Linked DNA regions of Homo sapiens: all the other regions are linked to region 1. The links are chromatin contacts, found by Hi-C or POLR2A ChIA-PET in ENCODE. All regions are on one chromosome and are shown on one strand. Each heading gives the region's core, a stretch centred on a gene start or an enhancer-like site at or near the end of the contact. The rest is flanking DNA. Distances are from core to core; before and after follow the strand shown.

What was found. A loop is a pair of places that touch in the nucleus more often than their neighbours do. ChIA-PET counts read pairs that join two places held with the same protein, here RNA polymerase II (POLR2A). Pooled maps may share reads with other maps.
Region 2: a loop to region 1 is called in a map of dorsolateral prefrontal cortex, with 2.5 times the contacts of the local background. The contact joins the promoter of NECTIN1-DT here to the enhancer-like site in region 1. A Hi-C loop is called at or near these places in 1 of 168 maps with a recorded cell type or tissue (dorsolateral prefrontal cortex), 1 of 37 single-sample maps with no recorded cell type and 11 of 50 pooled maps. POLR2A ChIA-PET finds 5 or more read pairs at or near these places in 1 of 52 experiments (A549).
Region 3: a map of dorsolateral prefrontal cortex shows a loop between it and region 1 (10-fold over the local background). The contact joins two enhancer-like sites. A Hi-C loop is called at or near these places in 3 of 168 maps with a recorded cell type or tissue (dorsolateral prefrontal cortex and posterior cingulate gyrus) and 6 of 50 pooled maps.

Annotation. Positions count from the first base shown.
Region 1 is chr11:119,531,369-119,536,064 of GRCh38, forward strand. No RefSeq gene overlaps it. Among named protein-coding and RNA genes, the nearest start is that of THY1, 110 kb to the left of the region's middle. RefSeq lists an enhancer at 2,289-2,818. Within about 2 kb of position 2,648, at least 4 of the 41 ENCODE cell types and tissues checked have a DNase peak (open chromatin) inside an H3K27ac peak, as active enhancers do; they include dorsolateral prefrontal cortex, where a contact is called at or near this core.
Region 2 is chr11:119,727,553-119,732,248 of GRCh38, forward strand. NECTIN1-DT (NECTIN1 divergent transcript) reads left to right here and starts at 2,031. Exons shown (of 4, transcript NR_120587.1): 1 at 2,031-2,254. It overlaps NECTIN1 (nectin cell adhesion molecule 1), which reads right to left and starts at 1,648. Exons shown (of 6, transcript NM_002855.5): 1 at 923-1,648. The coding sequence starts at 1,001. RefSeq lists enhancers at 1-172, 972-1,833, 1,834-2,694 and silencers at 1,244-1,563, 1,624-2,033.
Region 3 is chr11:119,661,408-119,666,103 of GRCh38, forward strand. NECTIN1 (nectin cell adhesion molecule 1) reads right to left here. Exons shown (of 6, transcript NM_002855.5): 6 at 1-3,890. The coding sequence ends at 3,340. Among named protein-coding and RNA genes, the nearest start is that of NECTIN1-AS1, 46 kb to the right of the region's middle. RefSeq lists enhancers at 3,189-3,727, 3,728-4,264. Within about 2 kb of position 2,769, at least 3 of the 41 ENCODE cell types and tissues checked have a DNase peak (open chromatin) inside an H3K27ac peak, as active enhancers do; they include dorsolateral prefrontal cortex, where a contact is called at or near this core.

The sequences.
Region 1 (4,696 bases), core at 1,398-3,897:
GAGAGCTCAAAGAGAGGCCCTCCAGGGGAGCAGGAGCCCTGCTGGCTGCAATCCTGGTCCCCCCCAACTCCAGTACCTCCATGTCCAGCCATGTTCCGGCCACCTCCACTCCCAGGCTTGTGGGAGATTTGTCTTTCTTACCATGAGCCCAGGAGGAGATAGAGACCCCGTTGCTGGTTTCTCTCAGTACTGCTGGGATCTGCTGGCATTCTCACAAAGAACTTCCATAAATACTAAGGGGGAACAAAAGGGAAGTAATTACAGCAAATACAAACAGCATGAAAATAGTCAAGTTTTTAAAGTACCGGTTTCCCAGCCTCAGACAACCACCCTGGAGCCCTGGGGGCTGGTCTGCCTTCCCAGCGGGCCCTGTGCCAATGCTCCCACCTTCCCGGACTCGCCTGGTGCTGCCCATCAGGATCTTGGCACCTGCAGGTCTGGGGGCCAGGCTGAAGCCCCCACCTTTCATTTCTAGTTTTCCACGTGAGGATTTGCCTCACCACAGCTGGCCACTGGAGCTGCAGCATCTGACACACTGAATAACTCACCTTTCAGGTGCACGCGAAGGCCTCAACCATCTGGAGAACACCTGCTGCAACAGGTAACACCCCCGTGTCCAGGCCCAAGGCCTTGTCCATTGCACACCCACAGCCCAGCCCTGTTTTCACTACCTTGATGGACAATTGTTGGAGTTAACTCTCCAACTATCCACGAACCCTGATCCATCCTGCTCACACACAGCAGTGAGCACATCGAAGCCATTTGTTCAATGTGACCCAACCCCCTGAATTGATGCTGGCTGGATTAGAAAAAGCACCTGAGCCAAGCTGGACCCATGAGAATTCAGTCTTTGGGGCACTGGAGTCAGGGCGCAGGGACAGTCTCTTCAGAGAGTTCTCTGTCTATTCCACATACATTTGGGAGCTGTGGGTGGTCACCTTGGGTCATGAGGTCTGCCCACAGAAAAAAATGAAGCAGGTGTGCAGGAGAGATGGTGACCTGGAATTCCCAGGGCCTGGTGGCTTTGCTGTCCTCAATCCTTCCTTGCTGAGGCTCCACCACACTCCTGCCTTTAGCTTCTACAAGACACTCCTAAGTTCTTTCAGTAAATTGCCTCTTTGGGCTGAAATGCTAGTTTGAGTGGGTGTCTGTAACTTGCAACCCCAGGATCTCAACCCCTCGCCACACTGTAAGTGATAAAAACATAGTGTAGTTGGGGCCCCAAGAGGACCAAAGCTAGGCACTTGCTGGGGACTTGCAGGAGGAACTGAGAAGGCCCTTGGAAACAGGTGAGAGAATGGAGGGACACCAGGTATATCTCTCCCTGGTAGGGGAGCTGTTGGGGTGGGGACCCCGGAGAGCTCATGAATGGGGCAGGTCTAGCAAAGGAGAGACCCTTTAGAGCACTGCTTCTCCTGTAGAATCAATGTCAACTTGTCAGTAAACGGACTGCTGATGCAGCAGGATCTTTAAGCCCAAGTCCCCACACTCTTTCCAGCATCCCACCTTCTGGCCAGACCCCCACTCCCACCCCCTGCCTCCATGGCTGTGTAATGCACCAGACTAGGAGTCTGAGACCTGAGTTTGAGCCCCAGTTCAGCCACTGATGGGCTGTGTGAGTTTGGGCAAGTAACCCCACCTCCCTGGGCCTTGGCCCCCTTATCCAAAACGTGGCCGCCATAATCTCCTTCTATTTTGCATGGCTCCTTCGAATTCTCCCTCCCTTCTCCGGTCCCTTCCTCCTTTGCCCCTTCCTTCTGCTTGGCACTTGCCTGCCCAGCAAGCCTCCCCTTCTGATCCATGCAGTTCAGTGCACTCCCATCCGCTTCCTACAGCTCAGGAAACTGTGAGGGCCAGGCACTGGTGTGTACGGTGCCTTTGAATCTTACTTTAGGTTAAGATGCTCACCCGGTCTCCCCTTTCAGAAGGAGACCCTCTGAGGGCAGAGATCTGGTCCTCTTCTCCTTCTTCTAGACCGCTCAGTGTGCCTGGAACAGGGCTGAGCCCACAGCAGGGTGCCTGGATGAGCCCTGCCCTGCCGGCCTGTTCCCTGACCTTTCCTCCAGCCCTTTCCCTTCCCCACCCCTGGCAGGGAGGATGCTCCAGAGCCCGCAGTCCAAACTAAGCCAGAGTTGGGGGTCCCCAGCCTCTCCAGAAAGCCAGCTCCAGCCATGGGAGGGGGCATTGCTGGCTGTTTCTTCCCCACAGGCCTGCTCTCCTCACCCCTGCACCCTTCTGTCTGGAGGGGAGGCAGTGTGCCTCACCTGAGCCAGTCACCACAGCCCCAGTGCAGCTGGCTCCTTCCCTTCCTCTCCCGCTCCCTGGCATGGACCAGCACACCGTTCTTCTCCCACCGCCCATCCTCAGTTGCCCCTCGCCTCCCCCCACCGCCTTCTGTTCCCATGCTGGCGTGTCTCCCCCCCCAGGCAGCTGGGAGCAGGGCGCCTTCGATTTCTCTATTCAGTCTGAGGCGTAGCAATTTTCTGCTCTCCCATAATTAGGGGAATTTTAAGCAAACTCCCCGACGGATGATTACAGCAGGTTCAATCCTGGCTCCTTTGATCAGGGAAGAATGAGGACGTTGTTGGAATATTCCTCAACCTGCTGGCCAGACAGGCTCTGCGGCGCACGCCCGGCTCTCGGGCTCCCCCTGGAGGGCTTTGAACTTGTGTCCTGGCGTCTGAGTGTCCCTGGGTGCTGGAGTCTCCCCAGGAGAGGACTGGGTCCAAATTCTGCTTCATGAAGGATTATCCCAGAGGTAGCTTCTCTAGCTTTGGGCCAATATCTGGGCTCAGAGCCAGAGTTGGAAGTGGTCTCTTGGGTAGGAAGGAAAGTTAAAGGGTCATGTAGGGCAGTCTCCCAGGGCTGCTGTGAATGGCCGTGCAGGCCATACACTGTGCCCTCTAGGGGACATTATTCTCCCTGTAGCTTGTGTGAATGGGACTCCTAGGGTTTGTGCAATGTCCAGCCTGCACAACACAACTGACAGCTTGAACCGCTTGAATGACTCCACTTTTCTAAAACGGCAGAAGAGCCTCCTCCTTAGGGTTGAAAGGGGCTCTCCTCTGTTTAGTCCATTTCCCTCGCCTGTTGTGCCTGCCCAAGGCAGTGTGGAAGAGAGAAAAAAGCATGGCCTTTGCAGCCACAGCCTAGAGGGGAATTCCAGTGTGAATGTTTCCTGGCCGTGTAACCTTGGGTTAGTTAATGAACCTCCCTGAACTTTAATATCAATCTTAAAGGACTGTTTTGAAGATTAAGTAAGAGATGGACTAAAACATTGCTTGGCCCTTATGAGTCCTCAATAAATATCACTCCCCTCTCCTTTCCCTGCCCACGTCACACTTTCCTCTTAAACATTTCATCTTCCCAGACAAACCCTTTCTCCTCTGTCTGCCCCAGTCCTGAGTCCCCCAAAGGCTGTGCCAGATAGCAGACTGCATAGCTATATATATATATATATTTTTTTTTTTTTTCTTTTTTAGACAGAGTCTTGTTCTGTCACCCAGGCTGGAGTGCAATGGCATGGTCTTGGCTCACTGCAACCTCTGCCTCCCGGGTTCAAACAATTCTCCTGCCTCAGCCTCCTGAGTAGCTGGGACTACAGGCGCACACCACCACACCCTGCTAATTTTTGTATTTTTGGTAGAGACGGGGTTTCGCTATGTTGGCCACGCTGGTCTCGAAATCCTGACCTCGTGATCTGCCCACTTCGACCTCCGAAAGTGTTGGGATGACAGGCGTGAGCCACCGCGCCTGGCCCAGACTGGGTATATTAATAGGCTGCTAATGTCTCTGGCATCCCCGAGCAGTGGTCCTGGCTTTTCCATAGGTTAATTAGGCCATATTTCAGGATAATTACGACTGTATATTCCTACACTAATTAAGTGGCTCTAAACCCTCTCCAGAATGCAGCTCTGTGAATCATAATTAAGCCTTACCACCAAGTTCCTCTGCCAGCCACGGAGCCCGGCGAGCAGCCTGTTGTCCCCACTCCCAGTCATGGGAAAGGCTGCGTCTGAACCATGGATTTGAAAAGGACCTATTTTCCCGGGATCAGGTCGAGATGATTCCCAATAAACATTGGATGAGGCTTTGCCCTGTTCCTCTTTTGTTTTCACAAGGAGAGAGAGGAATAGAAATACAGTGTTGATACAGGTTTATCTCCTTCTTCTCCCCGCTCTGTTGAGTAGATGTAAATGGATTCCCAGGGGATGCAGGTGGTCGGGGATGAGAAGGTGATGCATGCATGCCTAGGCATAGGGGTGCGTGTGTCAGACTTTGGTGAGTGTACGTGAGAATGTGTGTGCTATAGCTATTGTTCACTAGGGACTTATGTCTAATATTAGCCAGCCAAGTTCATGACTACCCAACAATGAAAACGCGTGTACCAGAAAACACCTGTTGGAGAGGGCTACATAGATCTTCTCATTCCCAGTTTTGTTCTTTAATTTTTTTTTCTTATTTTAGAGACAGAGTCTTTGTATTAGTCTGTTCCTCACACTGCCATAAAGAACGACTAGAGACTGAGTAATTTTTTTTTTAAAAAAAGGTTTAATTGGCTCACGGTTCTGCAGGCTGTACAGGAAGCATGGCTGGGGAAGCCTCTGGAAACTTTCAGTCATGGTGGAAGTGGAAGCAGGCATGTCTTACATGGCCAGAGCAGGAGAAGAGAGAAGAGGGGGAGGTGCCACACATT
Region 2 (4,696 bases), core at 781-3,280, 200 kb after region 1:
GACTCGGTCGGATTTGCCTCCTAAACGCATTTTCCAGTTCATTCCCCAGCACAATATGCCTGGGCTGGTCCCAGCCTCCGTCCCCACCCCACCCGTCAGAATGGGCCACCAGGGCCACCCCGGGGTCGGGCGCGAGGTTAACCCCTCGGCTGCCGGCAGCCCGCACCTCGAGGAAGGACACGCGGGGCACCCTCGGGAAAGTGGGTCATGCAGCTACTTGGATGGCAGGAAGCCCGCGGTGTCTCCTCCAGGGAGAGCCCCCAGAGCTGGGAGCAGAGTTCCGAGGGGGAGCCCGGTCCCGCGCCAGGCCGGGAGGAGGCTGCCCCGGCCTCACCCTCCAGGAAAGGAACCGCAGGTGAGCGAGGAGCCGCCTCTGCCGCAGCAGCCGACTCTCCGCGCCCGCTGTGGGGCGGTGTGGGGCGGGAGGGGGCCCGAGCGTCCTGAGCCGTCTGGCAAAGGGGCCGCCGAAAGAGACGAAGCCCCCCCGCCATACTCCAAACCCGCAGCTCCGAGACTGACGCCCTCCCCCTGGGGCTGTTGTCTCCCACCCCAAGACGGTGATTACGGTGATTATTTTGCATTTATGTAACACGCAGTGTTTCCAAACTGCTTCCCGAGCAGAGAGCTGGTTATTAAATAAACAGAACGCTATTACATATTATTATTTTTTGTAAAGAACTGAGCGGAGAAAGTGCTTTCATGCTACATAGAGACGTGCATCTGACTGCTTCCCTGCAGGGCAGGCGGTTCGGCTTCTCAACCTCTTTCTCCGCCGTGCCACCTCCCACCCCCTTTACCCAAGCCGTGACCCAACTTTTCTGGCTCCTTTCACTCCCCACAATCCAGTCGTGCCCGCCATCCGGCTCCCAGCCCCGGGGAGGCATTGGATGGGGGTGGGGACAGCAGAGGTGAGCGCTCTTACCTGGGAGGAAGAATGCGGTCAAGCCGAGAGCGAGTCCCCACCAGCGTCCAGCGGCGCCCGCAAGCCCCATCCGAGCCATCGGGGGCCGGGGGTCCGGCGAGAGGGGCGGCGAGGGCAGCGCTCCTCGCGCAGCAGAAACCAGCCCGGAAGATGAGGGAAGATCGCTGGCGGTCGGCGGGCGCTCGAAGGATCCAGGTCAGCTGCAGCCGTCGGCCGGGGCGGGGTGGGCTGGGTGGGATCCGCGCGGCCGCAGTCCGGGCCCCGGGCCGCCGCCGGCTCAGAGGCTCGGCAGATGCCCGCCGCAAGTTGCACGAGTCATGCCCCTTCGCCTCCTCCGCTCTCCTCCCGGCGCCGGTCCCCGCCCTCTTCTTCCACGCAGAGCGGGGCTGGGGAGAGGGACCCACCCCCGGCGCGCCCGGCTGCCCGGTTGCGCGGCGCGGGCTCCTGGCCCCGGCCCGCTCACACCCTCCCGCTCGGCTCCAACTTGCAGGCGTCCATGGCCGGCCGTCCTCCGAGGGTGGCGGGACGCACCCGGGCGGCGCAGAAGGCTCGGGGCCCAGGCGGCGGGCGCGGGGCTCGGCGGTCGGCGGCCCGGGTGGCTCTGGCTGCGCGGCCGGGCGCGAGGAGAACGGGTCGGAGGCGCCGCGCGTCCCAGCCGCCGCCGCTCTGCCGGGTGCCGGCGATCCGCAACAATGTGGAGCCGCGCTCGCTGCTCTCGCTCTCTTTCTCTCACTCGCCGAGCTCCAGCCTCTCACCCGCTCGCCCGTGATGTCAGCCAGAGGGGAGGGGTTAGCGTTAACCCCCTCCTGGCCTCGATGCGCGCCCGCCGGGGCCCGGTCGGAGCCCGAGCGCACGCGCCTTCCCGACCGAAGCAGAGGCGGATCGCGAGCGCGGGCTGCGGGGTCCGGCTCAGGACCCTCGCTCGGGAGCTACCCCTCGGCCGCCTTCCAGCTGGGGAGCCGGCTGGAGCGCGGGCTGCCCTCCTCCTCCGCTGACAAAGGCAGGCAGTGACCCCTAGCGGCCGGCGGCGCCGAGGCGCGGCGGGTGGGGGTGGAGTTAGGACCGGGCCGGGGGCGGCGGTGGAGGAGAGGGCGGGATGGAGAATCCCGGCTAGCAGCGTGGGAGCTGGCAGGGCTTCTGCAAGCCCTCTGCTCCCACCCTGGCCCCATTTCACAGACGAGGAAACAAAGGCCCAAAGAAGAGTTCCGCCCGGGACGGAACGTGGCATAGCTCGCAACAGAACCCAGTCTCCGGAGATCCCTCTCCTCTGCACCACTTGGACGTTCCACGGAGAGGCAGCGGTGCGCGGGGCGACGGGGAGCTGCCAGAGAAGTCAGTGGTGGGCATGAGTGGGTGAGACGGGCCCACTGAGGTTTCTGGTAGAGTTTCTTTTCTAATCCCTGCTCCCTTCGGGGGTTCCTTTTCCAAAAATTGAAGCACCCCGCGCCCCGCCCTTGCCCAAACATAGCCTGAAAACGAGCTCTCCTCCAGTTTCCAGGACCTTAGTTTTGAGAGATTTGTGGGATTCCCGCGAAAGTGGATCGTCCAGTCAGTGTCCCTGGCAGGGCAGGGACTCTCCGCCCCATCCCGTTCACCACCCACTACATCCGGGTGTGGTAGGATTTCTGCCAAGGCGACTGCGCCCTCCGGGCCTTCCCTCTTCCCCTTACTCTGGTCCTCCTATCCCCATCCCCTCCCCCTGGGGGAGGAAGACAGACAGAGTTTCCCACTAAGGAGAGCCGAATTCTCCCCAGACCCTGGCCGGACACTGCTCCCTCTACCCTTTGCCCAGCCCTCTAGGCGGGCAGGAGCAGAGGGGAAGTGGCTGTTTCTGATAACACGTAAATTCTGGTTCCTCACTGGAGAAGGGGCAAAGACAGCGCCATATTCCCACTGTCTGGAATCCGGCCCTGGAGTGTCTCGGTTTCTCGCGGAAGTAGTCAGATCTGGCATTGTCATGAACACTCACCCACTCACTGTATGGTCTTTTACATTTAACAAATGTAACCTGGGCTTTCTTTGTGTCAAAACACAGTGCCTGGCTTGGGGATACAGAGACATCATCATTGTCCTGAAGGAACTCAATCTAGTTGAAGGGTGGGGGAAGACAGACATAGAAACGGATGTCGTAAACAAATATTTAATATGGGATTGTGTGGGTTTGGTGGGTCACAGAAAAAGTGCCCAGTTTAGCCCGGGGTGGGGTTGGTGTAAAGGCTTCAGGGAAGCGAACACAGGGTCTCGGTGAGTCATCTATCAGACCAAGGTAAGTGCTGGAGGGCAGAGACATAAAAGAGACTGGATTTAAGGTAGAGGGTCAGCACGAGCAAAGGAATGAAGGTAAGCAATAGTCAGGTGAGTAGGGGGCCCACAAAGGGTTGACTGGTTTAGCCTGAGCCTAAGACTTGAGGAAAGGAGAGGTCTGCAGATTCGTGAATCATGCCCGGTAGCTGCTAGGAGGGTTTTAAACTGGGGAACACGCTATCAGATTTAGTTTGTGGCAGCTGGGAATCTCCCATCTGGCTGCTGAGTGCTTTAAGGGCCAGGGTTGAATTGAATTCATTGTGATGGCCTTTAGCTCTGTGCCAGGCACACTGCAGGAGCTGAAGGCATGGTTTGAAGGGGCAATCCCAGATGTACCAATGTCTTCTTGTTCCCTGCTCTTACCCTCCCATCCTCTCCATCTTTATTTTATTTTATTTTATTTTATTTTATTTATTTTATTTTATTTTATTTTATTTTAATTTAATTTAATTTTATTTTATTTTATTTCATTGAGACAGAGTCTTGCTCTGTTGCCCAGGCTGGAGTGCAGTGGCGCCATCTCACCTCACTGCAACCTCTGTCTCCCAGGTTCAAGTGTTTCTCCTGTCTCAGCCTCCCGAGTAGCTGGAATTACAGGTGTGTGCCACCACGCCCGGCTAATTTTTGTATTTTTAGTAGAGACGGGGTTTCTCCATGTTGGCCAGGCTGGTCTGGAACTCCTGACCTCAGGTGACCTGCCCTCCTTGGTGTCCCAAAGTGCTGGGATTACAGGCATGAGCCACTGTACCCGGCTGCACTCTCTCCATCTTTAGGTCAGGCTTCTTTGATCCTCTGATCTTAAATGAGCTTCCAAAGAGGGTGCGGCCAGCAGGGAAGATGTGGCTGCCTGGGGATTGGTTGGGTGGAGAAGATGGAAGCAAGTAAGTGATATAGTATGGTTGTTCACTCATCATCTTTAAACAAGCAGGGAAGGTTGCTGGGGGAGGGGACATTTAACTGAGACCCTGAAGGACAGATCAGATTTGGACCAAAAGAGGCAGGAGAGAGACTCCTAAGTGGAAGGAACAGCTTGTACAAGAACATGGAGGTGCGTGGAGGTGGGAGAGGTGCCACCTGTGTTAGGACAGTAGGCATTCCAGTTTGTTTTGCGTTTTAGAGATGTATAAGAGAAAGGGACAGGTAGGCGCAAACAGAAGGCAAAAGGACCAGAAGGTTTCCTTTAGTGACAGGGAAGAAACACAGGATCAAGCAGCAGGAAAGCAGGCTTTGGTTCCTGCTCTTAAGCTGTGAGCCCAGGAGTCACTCTTGCTTCTTACCTCTTCCTGAACCACCATGTTCCAATTTTGTTGATTCTGCCCCTGAGATATATATATATATATATATCCTTTATATATATATATATAGTCTAGTGACATTGATATGCCCCTGATATGCCCCTGAGATATATATATATATCCTTTATATATATATATCCTTTATATATATATATTCTTTATATATATATATATA
Region 3 (4,696 bases), core at 1,519-4,018, 130 kb after region 1:
GTGTGTGAAGCCTCCCTGTGGGTGTGGGGACCTGGGGCACACCCACCTGCCCCTCACTAGGAGAGGGTTTCTGTTGGCAGTCAGGCTTTGGGGGTCTCTGTCTGGACTCCTGAGGCCTGGGAGCACTACCCTCCTCCCAGAAGAGGGGACATCCGTGTCTGCTTGGCTCAGCAGAGCTGCCCACACCCACCTAACACAATTCCCAATTTCTCTGCTCTGAGGAAGGCAGAAAAGTTATTGCACCAGTGACTTGGGCAAGTGGGGGTTGGCTGGCAGAGGAAGCGCATGCCCAGGAAACAGGGCCCCTATAAGGCTCTCTTGCAGCCCGGGCACTGGGAAATTCGTTTCTCCTTAATGGCTTTCAGCAGGATCAGACCATTCCCTCTGCCACATCTGTGCTGAGTGGCCATCTGGCTGTGCATGCATGCGTGTGTACATGCGTGTACACATGCCTGCGCGTGGGTGTGTTGGAGGTGTGAGTGTGTCCACTGTGGGCACACGTACTGGGTCTGAGGTGGTCGCACTTGCAGGCCTGTGTTCACCTACTCTGTGCTGCTGCTTTTCAGACCCTTCTGATAAAAGGGGACTCGGCTGGTTCTATTACACATTAGAACAATATCAAAATCTGTAAGGAAACAGGGGCATGGGTGTGGGGTGGGGGGCAAGGACAGGGAGGGCAACAAGAGGCAGGATGACAACTGGGGAGGCCTTGGCACAATTCATACCAAGTTTATTTCATTTCCAGCAAAGCAGAAGCTCAGCTCATGCTGTGGGCATGAAGGAGAAGCAAAATGTCCTCATCTCTCTGCTGGGCTAGACCTCCCTTTTGCCAGCTGGCTGTGTCTGTGGGCCCAGCAGTAGTGCCCACCTTCCCACAAACTTGGGGCACAGAAAACCTCACATCCCTAGGTCCAAGTGCTGACTCCTGCCTCATGCCCACCCTCAGCCCAGGCTGGCAGCTGCTCGGTGGGTATGCTGAGGCTGGGCCCCTGGCAAGTCAGGAGCCTCCTACGTGGCCCATGCTACATGGACCCCAAAATTTGTGCTTTGCTTGTGGGGAGGGTGTGGAGGTGTCTTAAGGGGGAACTCAGTGCTTTGGCTGGGCTTGGGGCCTTCAAAGTCCAACACAGAATGGGGAATAGAGGGTGGCAGTGCAGGATAAAGGAGATGCAGGAGGAGACAGGGACAGGAAATGCCTCTATCAGGCAGGCCCCTGGGATTGCCTCCTGCCTGGGGGAAAAGGGGACCAAGCAGAGGGGCCAGAGTGTTGTAAGGTGGGATGGGGCAGTGATGTAATGTGGAAAAGGTCCCCTGTCCTGGGGGACACTAATACTGCTGGGAAAAGCAGCCCAGCTCCTCCACCTCCCTCTGCCCTGTGGCTGGAAAGACTCCACAATTTTCTCCCCTAACTTCACCCTATCCAGTACCCCAAATGTGTAGAGGGGAGAGCCGCACCAGGGCTGGCATGGCTTCAGACTTCTGCTACGTGGCTACTGGGCAGCCTGGGCTGGGGCCAGGGCAGTGAGGGCCAGACAACGACGACCCACCTGCTGGGCCCAGGGTTGCCAGGGCAGAAATGGAGCTGGCAGGGGGTTCAATAGCAGCACCAGGGAGGGGAGGGGAGGGGTTGGGGGGCTCCCTTAGGAAGCCTATGGCAGGGTGGGTCAGTGCCCGTGGGGCACAGAGTGGTCTGCCTCCCTCCTCCCCAACACTTGCCATCCTGCAGAGCCCCTGACACCCTGGGGTGAGTTAACTGGAATCCCAGTGGGCAGGCATGAAGGGCCGCGAAGCCTGCCTCTCCATCCCAGGGTCCTTCCCATGGGCATGCCTGTCTAGAGTGCCAGGGGATCTGGGAGCAGATGGAGGAACTGAGGCACTTTGAGCTGGGGGACTGAGAGGGCTGGGAGGGGTCTTCCTCCATTATATACATGGGAAGACCCAGTCTGGGGTGGCTGATAGGAACTCAATGTCCCATTCAAGAAGGGAATCTGCACTGAAAGGGAGGGCTTCTCCTAGGCCCTCCCCTCATCCCAGAATGAGGACCAGGGGTGGCTGAGCAGGAGGTGGCCTAGCGGCCCCACCCCCCTCACTTTCTGCCAGGCCCGAGGCTTTGACAATGGCCTTTGTGTGTGAGGCATTGTATGGACTCCTCAGTCCCTCGGACTGTGTTTGCAGAGCTTCTGCCATGTGGGCTTCCTTCCCCACTACCCTCCGTGTGGATGCTTCTTTACCTCTGACTCCTGCAGGTGGATCCCCCTGGGATCCCAGCCCTGACTAGCCAAAAGAACCAAGTGTTGCTAGATAAGGGAGAAATCAGAGAAACCTCCACGCTGTAAGAAGCAGTTTGGGGCAGGCCTGAGATCCTAGGGTGGAGGCACCGGGGACCCAGTCTCAGCTGTCTCTGGAAGCTTCTATAGGCAGACCCCATTCTCAGCTTAAAGGGGGAATGAGGTGGAAATAGACGGGTGGGCCTTGGGCAGTGTCTGGATGGGGCAGGGCATGGGACTCCAGGGGAAAGCAGGCAGAGAGGAGCAGTGTGTGCATGTGTGTGTGTGTGCACGTGTCAGCAGAGGCAGAGAGCAAGTGTGGGCTGGAGCCCACCTGGAGCCCCTAATGGAGGGGGCACATTGGGGATAAAGAGGGGACGCGTCAGAGCTAGGCCAACTCCACTCTCTGTGGGCCAATGAGGAAAAAAAATGTAAAACCACCCTCAGCAGGAAAACACTGCCCAAGGCCCCGCTTAACAAACAAGACTCCCTGGGAACTGGGGAGAAGCCGCACCCCTCCCCCTACCTCTTGGGCGCACCAGCTGTCTAGACCCAAGGTCCAAACTCCCAGCTGCATCAGATTTCACTGGTGGGTGTTGGGTTCCCTCTAGCCGGGAGGAGGAGCAGCATCTGGGGGTGTGGGGAGCTTTTCCCTCTTAGAGCCCCTTGAGCCCTCCACCCCCAGTGAAGAAACACAAACAAATTCCAGTGTAGGGGGGCGGGGGAGGCTGGCTCCCCAAACCCTGGAGGGATGCCCAGGTACACAAGACGAGAACAGGGCTCCCTACACAGAGGGCAGGCAGGTGGGGCCCGTAAAGGGAAGATACAGTAACACTAAAGCCACAGTCGAACACAACACCATGGGGAAGGGCGGAGGAGAGGGAGGAAATAAAACACAAAGCCAAGTCGTGGCTGCCCTGGGCTCCCCTGGCCCCCCAGGAGTTCGGGGCTGGCTTTGGGCAGCTGGGCAAGTCTCTGTTCAGCTCCTGGAGTGGGAGGTGGGGGGTGGGCAGGGGGCGTGCGGGGAGGGGCTGGGGAGGAGCGGTCACAGACAGAGGCTCTGGAAGGGGGGCTACACGTACCACTCCTTCTTGGAAATGAAAGACCCGTCGTTCTGAGAAACCATGTTCTCAGCCAAGTCCAGCTGCTCAGGGTCGTACTGGTAGCCCAGAGTCCGGTCCCCGTAGCCGTCCTGACGGGCCTCGGCCTCATCCACGGTGAAGTAGGGCCGCTTGGCGTCCTCGTCATATTTGGGGTGGGGGCCGCCCACCTTGCGCTCGCCCCCTCCACCGCCCTCCTCCTCCTCCTCCTCCTCCTCATAGCTGCTTCCACCCAGTGGGCCGGCCTTCTTCTCGTCGTCTGAGTCGTCGGGGTACTGCAGGTTCTGTGCCATTGGTGGGTGGTGCTGGGGGATGCCTGCCTTGCTGTAGCCGTTGCCATACACGTGCTTCTTGGTGCTGTAGTCACCCTTGAAGGTGTGCCGGCGCCGACGCAGGGCGACCACGATCCCGCCGACCACAATCAACACCAGCAGGATGCTCCCCGCCACGCCCCCAATGATGGCCGTGGGCACCGGCCCGGCGCGCCGCCCATGTTCGGGAGGAGACGGGGTGTAGGGGAATTCTGGGTGAGGAAAAGAGATGGAGGGGACAGCATCAGCGTGTGCTCCTGGGGTGTAGAGGGGGTGGGAGGGAGGCAGGGAAAGGAGAGGCCAGGAAGGACAGGCTGTCTGCACCCCAGGTTTGAGCAGCTCCAGTTCGAGGCCCCGCAGCACTCCACCCATCCTGGAGCCCTAACATGCCGCAGCGTTGGTAGCTGGAGTGAGAGACAGGCAAGAGGAGAGGCAGAGGGCAGTACCCACAGCACCAGGGTCTTCCATCCCCACTGTCCTTGGTGTGGTGCTGGCCCAGCTCAATCCCTATTCATGGTGCAGTGAGACACGTGTGCCAGTTCCAGCTGCAGCACACTGCCCACTCCATGCCATTCACAGCCACAACCCTGAGGAGGTATGCCATTCATTCTCATTGGATATCTGAGGAGCTGAGGCTTGCAGAGGTTAAAGAACTTGCCTGAGGCCACCCAGCAATGATGCATCGTTGCTTCTCCTGCACATAGAACGTGTGCAAATGTCACTGATACCCCTCTGCCAGACACCTGGCAGTCACTCTGCCCCAACACTATCAACTTGGCTTCCAAGACCCAGAACCAGGAGCCACCTAGGTGTTCTGCACCTGATTTTGTCTGCCTGCAGGGCACAGGGAAAACAGGTTCCCAGGCACTGGCTCAGGAGATGCCCCGTGAGTGCCAATCAGCTGCCAAGGTGCCAGAAACTAGGGCTGTGGTTCTTGGCTGTGGTCTGGGCCTGCAGGGCAAGGTGGGGGCCTGGCAGTGCTGCCAGCCTGGGTTATAAGTGTAAGACACCAGCATGG